Linked DNA regions of Homo sapiens: all the other regions are linked to region 2. Evidence: chromatin contacts called from ENCODE Hi-C or POLR2A ChIA-PET data. All regions are on one chromosome and are shown on one strand. Each heading gives the region's core, a stretch centred on a gene start or an enhancer-like site at or near the end of the contact. The rest is flanking DNA. Distances are from core to core; before and after follow the strand shown. Region 1 overlaps LOC105371773 (a long non-coding RNA gene). Region 2 has its middle 18 kb from the start of CCR7. Region 3 has its middle 23 kb from the start of CCR7.

The links. Hi-C counts contacts between places; a loop is a spot of excess contacts on that map. ChIA-PET counts read pairs that join two places held with the same protein, here RNA polymerase II (POLR2A). Pooled maps may share reads with other maps.
Region 1: a map of endothelial cell of hepatic sinusoid shows a loop between it and region 2 (4-fold over the local background). The contact joins two enhancer-like sites. A Hi-C loop is called at or near these places in 4 of 168 maps with a recorded cell type or tissue (endothelial cell of hepatic sinusoid, endothelial cell of umbilical vein, heart right ventricle and 1 more), 7 of 37 single-sample maps with no recorded cell type and 10 of 50 pooled maps. POLR2A ChIA-PET finds 5 or more read pairs at or near these places in 10 of 52 experiments (A673, B cell, CD4-positive, alpha-beta T cell and 6 more).
Region 3: a loop to region 2 is called in a pooled map, with 2.9 times the contacts of the local background. The contact joins two enhancer-like sites. A Hi-C loop is called at or near these places in 2 of 168 maps with a recorded cell type or tissue (endothelial cell of umbilical vein and posterior vena cava), 6 of 37 single-sample maps with no recorded cell type and 12 of 50 pooled maps. POLR2A ChIA-PET finds 5 or more read pairs at or near these places in 15 of 52 experiments (B cell, CD4-positive, alpha-beta T cell, CD4-positive, alpha-beta memory T cell and 10 more).

The regions. Positions count from the first base shown.
Region 1 is chr17:40,519,752-40,522,924 of GRCh38, reverse strand. LOC105371773 (a long non-coding RNA gene) reads right to left here. Exons shown (of 4, transcript NR_188623.1): 2 at 2,101-2,210. Among named protein-coding and RNA genes, the nearest start is that of TNS4, 20 kb to the right of the region's middle. Within about 2 kb of position 1,329, at least 5 of the 41 ENCODE cell types and tissues checked have a DNase peak (open chromatin) inside an H3K27ac peak, as active enhancers do.
Region 2 is chr17:40,581,206-40,584,770 of GRCh38, reverse strand. No RefSeq gene overlaps it. Among named protein-coding and RNA genes, the nearest start is that of CCR7, 18 kb to the right of the region's middle. RefSeq lists a silencer at 2,234-2,379 and enhancers at 2,138-2,387, 2,408-2,547. Within about 2 kb of position 2,315, at least 11 of the 41 ENCODE cell types and tissues checked have a DNase peak (open chromatin) inside an H3K27ac peak, as active enhancers do; they include B cell, CD4-positive, alpha-beta T cell and CD8-positive, alpha-beta T cell, where a contact is called at or near this core.
Region 3 is chr17:40,540,606-40,543,727 of GRCh38, reverse strand. No RefSeq gene overlaps it. Among named protein-coding and RNA genes, the nearest start is that of CCR7, 23 kb to the left of the region's middle. RefSeq lists enhancers at 601-770, 1,051-1,180. Within about 2 kb of position 1,612, at least 30 of the 41 ENCODE cell types and tissues checked have a DNase peak (open chromatin) inside an H3K27ac peak, as active enhancers do; they include B cell, CD4-positive, alpha-beta T cell and CD8-positive, alpha-beta T cell, where a contact is called at or near this core.

The sequences.
Region 1 (3,173 bases), core at 80-2,579, 61 kb after region 2:
ATGTGCACACAAGTGTCATCCAAATTGAGAGGATACAGCACCAGTCACTGTGCCTACTGTGTCCCTACTGTGTGCTAAGCATGTTACTTAGGGGTATCACTTATAAGGCCGTCATGCAAATGGTCCAGTCTCAAAGCTGCGTTATCATCAAGGATGGCAACCAGGCTGGGCGCAGTAGCTCATGCCTGTAATCCCAGCACTTTGGGAGGCTAAGGCAGGAAGATCACTTGAAGCCAGGAGTTTGAGACCACCCTGGGCAATATAACAAGACCCTGTTGCTACAAAAAAAAATTGGCTGCAGTGAGCTATGATCTCACCACTGCGTCACTCCAGCCTAGGCGACAGAGCAAGATCCCATCTCAAAGAAAAAAAAAAAGAGACAGAGTGGGAGAGGAGAGAGAGAATAGCAACCAAAAAATAATAATTTCACAATAACTCTGTTTACTTGAATTTCTTAAACTTGACTACAAAGATTCATGGATCATAGCGATGCTTCTCAAATCTCCTTTCTCCCACCCACTCTCTTCCCTCACCCATTACAGCTGCTCAAACCTCCCTCCTCCCTCAGTCTTGCTGCTAATCCTTCTTCCCTCTCTCTCTCTCCTCCCAGTTCTATATCGCCTATGCCTAAGGACTATTCCAATAAATCAGCACCTTTCATAGAGGGTTAAGGGAGGCGTGCGCGCACACACACACACACACACACACACACACACACACACACACACACACACAATTCAAATAGGCCAAGTCAGGATTTTCTCTGATGAGCAGAGAGAAGGGAGAGACTGGGATGGAACACTCGACCCCCACCCGCCCCCGCCGATGGCTTTCCTCCTGCCACACACACATTATCTCACTTGATCCTCACAACCAACATATAAGGTTGATGCTATTATCCTTATTCTACCTATGAAAAAACTGAGATTAGCAAGTAATGCTTGACCCAGGCCATGCCATTAGTTAGCAGTGGAGCAGGGACTTGAACCCATGTCTGCCGAAAGGACAAATATCCTTGTTCCTGGCAGGGTGTCCAGAGTGAAGGAGTTGGGTGACTCAGGGCTTGGAGAGAGTGCTTTGTGGAAAGCAATCTTCAGGGTGTGGTGAATTCTTCTTCAATACCTCAGGATATGTATGTGTTTGTGTCTGTGTGCGTCTGGGGATGGGGGTGACCTGACCACAGGGAGTTCTTCTCAGCCATGCTCCACTTCCTACAGAGTGGGAGGACATTCCCTGTGGAGCCAGTCATCCTGGGGCAGCTCAGGGAGGACTGCAAGGGCACCCTCCACAGCGGGGAGGATACGTGGGGACTCTCCCTGGGGGTCAGAGTGGAGCAGGGAACTCCAGAAGCCCGAAGGGAGGAGACTCCTGGGGGCCAGGCTGAGAGTATGATTCGCTCATGGCATCTTGTTACAGGAACAGGAAGCTTCCGTCTCCTTAGAGCCTCCCTTCAGCAACATGAAGCTGGAAGGGCAGAGCGTGGCCCCATTTTACAAGTAACAAAACTGAGTCCCAAAGCAGTTCCTCCACTGTAGAGGAGACAGGGCTAGGCCTCAACACAGACCCTCTGGCATCCCGCCACGCCCCACACACAGCCTAGGCTGCCAGGAGGACTCCACAGCCCTGCATCCCACCTCCACTTCCCCCGGCCCATCCGAAACAGTGCCTCCTTCTCTCCTTCCTGAGGCCACCAAGCGACTCTTGTCCCTGGACTTTGAGTCCTTCGGGCAGACCCAGAGGAACCTGTCCTGCCCGCTGTGTCCTGCTGGTGTCTGGCAGGAGAAGACACTGTGTGAATGGAGGGATGCAGGCGGCAACAGACAGGCTGGGGTAAGAGAGGGAGTGCTAGGCAGGAGGCGTCGTGACCTCTTCCCGCTCCACCACAAACCAGTACCCTGGGTGGTCTTGGGGAAGCCGCCCTCCATCTCTGCGTCTCCCTCCTTCATTGCATAGGAGGGGGTGGGGACACATCAGGCTGCACAGAACCCAGGTGTGGCGGGTGCAGGAGGATGGAGAGGGCTGGACGGCTAGGGTGCTGACCCCCTCCCTCAGTGCCCACCTCCACCAGCACCCCCTCCAACTGGATTAGCCTTGACCTACCTGTTGTATTAGTCTGCACTTACTGGTAAGCTTCTGTTTGAAGAAAGGATTCCGGCATCCACCTTCTTTCTTACAAATACCTCTGTATGGTGTCGGTTCATAATCCTGTTCTGTTGATTGTTATTAAATAAGGATTTTCCTGTACTTTTAGGAGGAGGTTCCAGAGTAAGGGGTGGGAATGGGCTGGGGGATTCACTGCTTCACTACTCCTGGATCCCCCCACCCTGCTATTGGTACTGGAAGTATTCAACACGTGGCTTCCCTTTGAGACCGCCTCCATGGGACACCTCCCCTGACCCTCACCCCCCAAATATGTAAACCTTCTGAGCTTGTTGCCTATTTTACCCCAGTGGTTCTGCCCAATTTGTTTTTTTGTTTTTTTGTTTTTTTCTTTGATATGGAGTCTCACTCTGTCGCCCAGGCTGGAGTGCAGTGGTGCCCTCTCGGCTCACTGCAACCTCTGCCTCCTGGGTTCAAGTGATTCTCCTGCCTCAGCCTCCCAAGTAGCTGGGATTACAGGTGCATGCCACCACACCTGGCTAATTTTTGCATTTTTAGTAGAGACGGGTTTTCGCCATGTCGGCCAGGCTGGTCTCGAACTCCTGACCTCAGGTGATCTGCCCACCTCGGCCTCCCACAGTGCTGGGATTACAGGCGTGAGCCATCACACCCGGCCGGTTCTGACCAGTTTGGATGCGACTCCCAAGAGCTTGTTCCTCAGTCCTTCCAGAAGGGAGTGTGTATGGGATATTTCTGAGGCCCTCAAAGGCACAGGCTGCCCCCAGTGCCCTCCGATCTTCCCATAGCCCCTCCTGCTTCCCTGGGTCTCAGTTGGTCTTTTTGCTTCACCCACACCTTGAAGCCTGTGGAGCTGCTCCCAGCTGTCGAGGACTCCACTTAGAATGCCTGTTAGAGATCAACCGTTTTTCTCTTCCCCTAAACTCTGCTGCCTCCTTTAAAGCTCTACAGTTCCGTGCTACACCATCCAAAGTCTGAGAGTGCTGGGATGCAGGGGGCAGGTGGGGGGAGCAGGCGTCCTATTCTCCCAAGAGCCCCTTGATGTGATCTTAGGA
Region 2 (3,565 bases), core at 1,066-3,565:
CTGAAAGAAATCAGACAACACAAACAAATGGAAACACATGCCATGCTCATGGATAGGTAGACTCAATATTGTGAAAATGACCACACTGCCAAAAGCAATCTACAAATTCAATGTAATCCCCATCAAAATACTGCCACCATTCTTCACAGAGTTAGAAAAAACAATTCTAAAATTCATATGGAACCAAAAAAGAGCCCACATAGCCAAAGCAAGGCTAAGCAAAAAGAACAAATCTGGAGGCATCACACTACCTGATTTCAAACTATATTATAAGGCCATAGTCACCAAAACAGCATGGTACTGGTATAAAAATAGGCACATAGACCAATGGAACAGAATAGAGAACCCAGAAATAAACCCAAATACTTACAGCCAACTGGTCTTCAACAAAGCAAACAAAAACATAAAGTGGGGAAAGGACACCCTTTTCAACAAATGGTGCTGGGATAATTGGCTAGCCACATGTAGGAGAATGAAATTGGATCCTCATCTCTCACCTTATACAAAAATCAACTCAAGATGGATTAAGGACTTAAACCTAAGACCTGAAACTGTAAAAGTCCTAGAAGATAACATTGGAAAAACTATTTTAGACATTGGCTTAGGCAAGGATTTCATGACCAAAACCCCAAAAGCAATTGCAATAAAAACAAAGATAAATAGCTGGGACCTAATTAAACTAAAGAGCTTTTGCATGGCAAAAGGAACAGTCAGCAGAGTAAACAGGTAACCCACAGAGTGGGAGAAAATCTTCACAATCTATACATCTGACAAAGGACTAATATCCAGAATCTACAACAAACTCAAATCAGTAAGAAAAAAACAAACAATCCCATCAAAAAGTGGGCTAAGGACATGAATAGACAATTCTCAAAAGAAGATATACAAATGGCCAACAAACATGAAAAAATGCTCAACATCACTAATGATCAGGGAAATTCAAATCAAAACCACAATGCGATACCACCTTACTCCTGCAAGAATGGCCATAATCAAAGAATCAAAAAACAGTAGATGTTGACAGAGATGCAGTGATCAGGGAACACTTCTATACTGCTGGTAGGAATGTAAACTAGTACGCCACTAAGGAAAACAGTGTGGAGATTCCTTAAAGAACTAAAAGTAGAACTACCATTTGATCCAGCAATCCCACTACTGGGTATACCCAGAGGAAAAGAAGTCATTATTCGAAAAAGATACTTGCACACACATGTTTATAGCAGCACAATTCACAGTTGCAAAATCATGGAACCAATCCAAATGCCCATCAATCAACGAGTGGATAAAGAAACTGTAGTATATATATGTATAATGGAATAGTATTCCATCTGATTAGTCTCAGCCATAAAGAGATGAATTAACAGCATTTGCAATGACCTGGATGAGATTGGAGACTATTATTCTAGGTGAAGTAACTCAGGAATGGAAAACCAAACATTGTATGTTCTCACTGACATGTGGGAGCTAAGCTATGAGGACGCAAAGGCATAAGAATGATACAATGGACTTCGGGGACTTGGGGAGAAGAGCAGGAAGGGGCAAGGGATAAAAGACAACAAATATGGTGCAGTGTATACTGCTCGGGTGATGGGTGCACCAGGATCTCACAAATCACCACTAAATAACTTACTCATGTAACCAAATATCACCTGTACCCCAATAACGTATGGAAAATTTTTTAAAAAGAATAAAAAATAAATTTTAAAAATGTACAATTTCGGTTGTGAATGTGCAGGGTTGGCCCAGCAATGGGCAGGCTGGAGGTGGGGAGTGGGCATCTTGGATGTCTAATTTATCACTCGCCATGAGACCAGCCTCAACATTTCCCACCCCTGCTTTCACCACAGAGGTTATTTCAGTCCAAGTTTCCTGTCGCCCTTGCCACCTTGCCAAGATAAAGGTCACCACCGGGTCTCACTGGGGAACAAAAGGAGGGATTCTGGGCAGCCCTCAGTCATGCACAAAAGCTCTGGGCTTAGAGCTCTTGGGGACAGTAGGACAGCAGGGCCAGCCCCACCCTCTCTGGTTGGCTGAAACTAGAATGGCGTGAGGTTTGGCTGAGCAATTCTGGAAGAATAACTGCTCCCTTCCTTTCCCTTTCACCTTTCCTCAGACCCCCGTCCTCACTCACCCCCACTTCTCCCCTCAGAGAGCTTTTGGCAACACGAAAAACACAGACACATAGACCCCTCCCTCTTAATGCCCAACAATGAACCCATGCAGCAAAACAGGAAGCATCTTCCTGTCAAGGCAAACCCATTGTTCTCTCTGTGCACACGTCCTGACAAGTCAGGAAACCGCCGCCGGGCCATGGCAACAGGTGTCAGGGTGACCTGAGGCTTCCCGCTAGCCTGTGCCAAGCCCTCCTTCCCTTTTCATGTAAGTGCCACACGCTAACCAATTGCACCACTGAGAGCTCCTCTCCTTCCCTTTTCTTCATCCTGGTGAGCCATCCTCTTCCTCCCTGCAGCCTCACAACTTATTTTCCTCACACCTGTTGGCCCTTTCCCTCTTGGTTGTCCAAGGTCCGAGTAAGACCTTAAAAGGCCCTGAACCCTATAAAGATTGCAGTCTCTCTCCAAATATAATTCCTAATACTCACCAGACAACACAAAATGTACATGTGTGCTGAAATTAAAAGAGCATCTTTTTAGATTTTCTGATTACTGAACTCTTCTCAACTTTGGGATGTCTTCATCTGGCTGGGGCCCTGTGTCCATACCAAATCTGCCTGTTGGGTTACCCCACACTGGTGGAGGCTCATTTTCGTTGGCTTCACATGGGAACAGATTATTCCCAAGTGAGATAAAACAGGGGCAAGAGGTGGGGGCAGGAGTGAGAGGTGTGATCTTGGACTTTGCCCACTAAATGACAAGTCCAGAGGGACAGGAAGCCATTGGACACTCTGGGTAGAGCCAGGACACTGCTACTATGACCATGGACTCCATATGCAAGAAAGGCAGGACTGAGTTTCTGAGCTTCTGCAGACCTGGCTCCCTCCAGGGGACTCTGGGTCTGGCTCCTCTGTCGATTCTCTCCAGATCAGAGGCCTCCTCTAGGGGTCTCAAGACTTGTCCTGTTCTTTTTCATAATAACAGGGGCTGGAGTTTCTGGTAAGCTAAGCTTTTCTTTATCCTCTGGGTAACCAAGTCATCAGTGAGGTGGTTGGACTGAATGACTATAAAGGTTACTTGTAGGTCCTTCTCCCTGCTCATTCTCAGAAACCTTCGTAAAACAGGATGGGATGTAAAGACCTGTCTGAGGGTGTCTTTCCCAGGAAGAGAGGGGGCAGCCGTGGTCTGAGCTCTTCCGACCATGCCCAACATCAGTAAAGGCAGCCTGGCATAGTGGGAAAAGCCCCTTAGCTTAGAGTCAAATATCAAGTCACTTTCCTTTCAAGTCTCAGCTTCCTCAATCATAGAATGGAAACCTGCCACACAGGGCAGCCCGAGGGCTAAATGAGATGAGGTATAAGGATGTGCTTGGAGATGTGGATGCCCATGCTATTTTCCATTGCTTGTCAAGCTCCTCAAGGCCCAGGACTAGGTTGATGGGCCTTCAAGCC
Region 3 (3,122 bases), core at 363-2,862, 40 kb after region 2:
GGAGGCCTGCCAGGGTGGGAGGTCTGGTCACCAGGTGCCCCAGGACAGGGAGGAGGGGGCAAAGCAGGGGGTCCGGCATTCAGATTCCCATACTGGTCTCACCGTTTATCATCCGTGTGACCTTGACAAGTGCCTTCTCCTCCCTCGATGCAGTTTCCCCGTTTGAAAACAGGTGTGATGTTGTTAAAACCTCCCTGGAGTGTTACATTAAACGAGGTAGTGGATGTACAGCTCTTCGTAAAGTGTAAAGTGATAGAGAGGGTAACAATAGACACTCTTCCATAACAATAGCTGGAATAATCGCCTCTGCTGTGGGGACCTCAGTGGCTAGTTTAGGGGTCATCTTTCCCCGTGAGATGAGGAATTACTCCCCTGTGACACACGAGGACAGAAGGCATTTGCTTTGGTTACAGAGTGAGGGGACTGGCATTGCTGAGCCTGTGTGCTCCCACGTCACGTGGTCCCTGGCAGGTCCCCACTTTGCCCCTGTCTGACCAAAGCTCCTCCCAGGAAGGGAGACTTTAGGCCCCAAACTTAGCAGGTCCAGACCAACTCCTGATTGGCTGGCCTAGCCCAGTGCCTGGCACATCATAGGTCAAAACATGCTCGTGGAATAAATGCTCATGAATGGCGAATGTGGGGTCTTCCCACACCCTTGACTCATAAGTTTAAAATCTACCCAAAAACCCCAGCATTGCAGAGACATGCCCAGGCAGACAGGCCCCTCTGTGGAAAGAGCTGTTTGTCATGGCTAAAGGTAAGGGCCCCATTTCAGACACTGTCCTGGAAGAGTCCCAGACAGTCAACAGATGACCCTGCCTTTTAACATCCACCCCATCCCTGCCAAGCACAGGGTCCCGGGCTCTGACGCAAGCACCTCTGCAAATAGATGTCGTTTCCATGGGAACTGAAACCCCAGTTTGTTTTTCCCTCCAAGGCACTCTGTAATTTCCAGCACAGTCTGTGCAACGTCAGCCTGGTAACCTCGTGCTGAGCTGTTCTCCGGGTCTGTGTCCAGCACAGGGAGCTGAGCTGACCTAGAGAGGTCATGGCAAGACTGTGCTCCCAGAAGGGCCTCCAGAGTTCGTGGGCACCAGCCCCTGCCTCCCCCCTGCAGAGGGGTACCCAGTAGATAGGTGGAGTCAGAGACGAGTCCTTGAACCTCCCTAAGGGAGGCCTGGGGGGTTAGGGGGGAGTGGAAGGACGGGGGCTCATTTCCAGTAAGAAGTGGGAGGGAAGGAAAAGGTCTCAGTCTGGAAGCCTGGGCCCCAGGGAGGGCGGGCGATGGGTAACAGATGATTTCTGGCTGCTAGAGGAGGGTGTGCTCTCAGCAGTTGGATCATTAGCCTCTATTGTCTGAGCCTCCGTGAGGAAACAGCCGTGGAAGCAAAAGCAGAGGCGAGAAGGACTTGGGGAGATGGAGGCGGAAAGGAGGGGGAGGAGGTTAGCGGACGAGGCAACGATGAACTTTAAGGACAAGATGCCAAGAGGACGGAGGAGGGGCTGCCGTGCCAGAAGAGTGCTGCCCCCTGTCCCCAGCACCATTCAAGCTTAGGGCCTGGGGAGGCAGGTCCTTTCCTGCTCCAGCCTTGAGATGACCAAGGCCCCAGCCAACACCTTGATGGCCGCCTGTGAGAGACCCAGAGCCGAGGACCCAACAGAGGCCCAGGCTGCAGCTGACATGCTCCGGAGTCCTTCCATCTGCCACGGGGAATGGACAAAGTGTTCCTCCAACCCCTCGGGGTGGCCTAGGGGCCCTCAAGGACCCCAGAAGGGGAGTCTGAGGCCAGAGTGAGAACCGGGATGCCTTTGAACTAGCTCTTTGGCCCCTCTCTCTCTCTTTCTCAGTGCCCTCAACAATAACACCTGCTCTCATGCTTCCAGGGCACTGTGGGCGAGGTGAGGACTCCGGTGTGAAAGTGCGACTGCCAGAGCCTGGCTGTTGTTACTACTACCCATGGGGGGGCCCTGCCCGCACCTCCCACCCCTCCACCGTGTCCCGAGCCACAAGGCAGAGTGACTGCCTCTCTTCAGCCACAGTCCCTGGGTTATTCAACAGCGGCTACCAGGACAGGCAGCCAAGGCCCTAAAGAAAGGGAGAGTAATGCTAGGAGGGAAACAGGACATGGCAGGCAGCACCCTCTCCCCAGACTGGCATCCATTGCCACTGCTTCCTGGGGGCCCTGTAGCCTGGTGGCCCCATACCCTGGCCCTCATACTCTAGCCCAGCCTCAGCATCTCAGGCCACCTCCCCACTCCACCTTGCGGTTAACAACAACAGTCAAACCACTGACCTGATTTTCTGCAGAGAGGAAAAGATAATAGGGCACCTCGGTGCATGTTCGCATGCACACACACACAAACACAGACACACACACACATGCACACACATACATGCATGCACACAGACATGCACGCACACACTCATGCATTCACACGCGTACACTCGCACACATGCACACACACACACACGCACGCATGCACACACCCCCACTCAATGGAAACTTTCTCTGTCTCCTTGACAGGAACCCAGCCCTGCCAGGGAGCTTCCTCAGGTAGAAAGTTCAGTGTTTATCTGCGGTTGATCAGAGGCCCGAGTTGAGTTCCTGGAGCCTCCCTGGGTGAGCACCGCCGGCCTGACCTGCCTCCCCTGCCCAGGGACAGTGCCTCTGGCCTGTCTAGGTCTCTGTGGGGTATCTGCTTTCTCCCTGAACTCTTGGCATTGTGCTGGGCACTGAGAAAGGGATTGATAAGACCCTTGACCCTCAAAAGAGCCAGAGAGACCTGGGATGGGAATAATTCCCAAATAAACCAGTGCTTCCCCTCCCTAAACTTTCTCATAACTCAGGGTCCTCCAAGCCTCAAAAACATCTCAGGGCCATGTTCTGCCACATACAAGTGATGAGGTGTCCTCAGAGTAAGTTCTCAATGGTTGGCGACTGTTCTTATTTTTCATCACATCAAAGGGCAGCCACCTTCCTCCGCCAGTGGGGCAACTGAGTGCAGGAGCTCCGCGCCCCAACCACCCACTCAACTTGTGGTCTTGGCGATGTACAAAGTGTCACAGCCGGAAGGGACACGAAGGTCACAGCCAGGAAAGTGTTTTGCTCAGCCTCTCACTC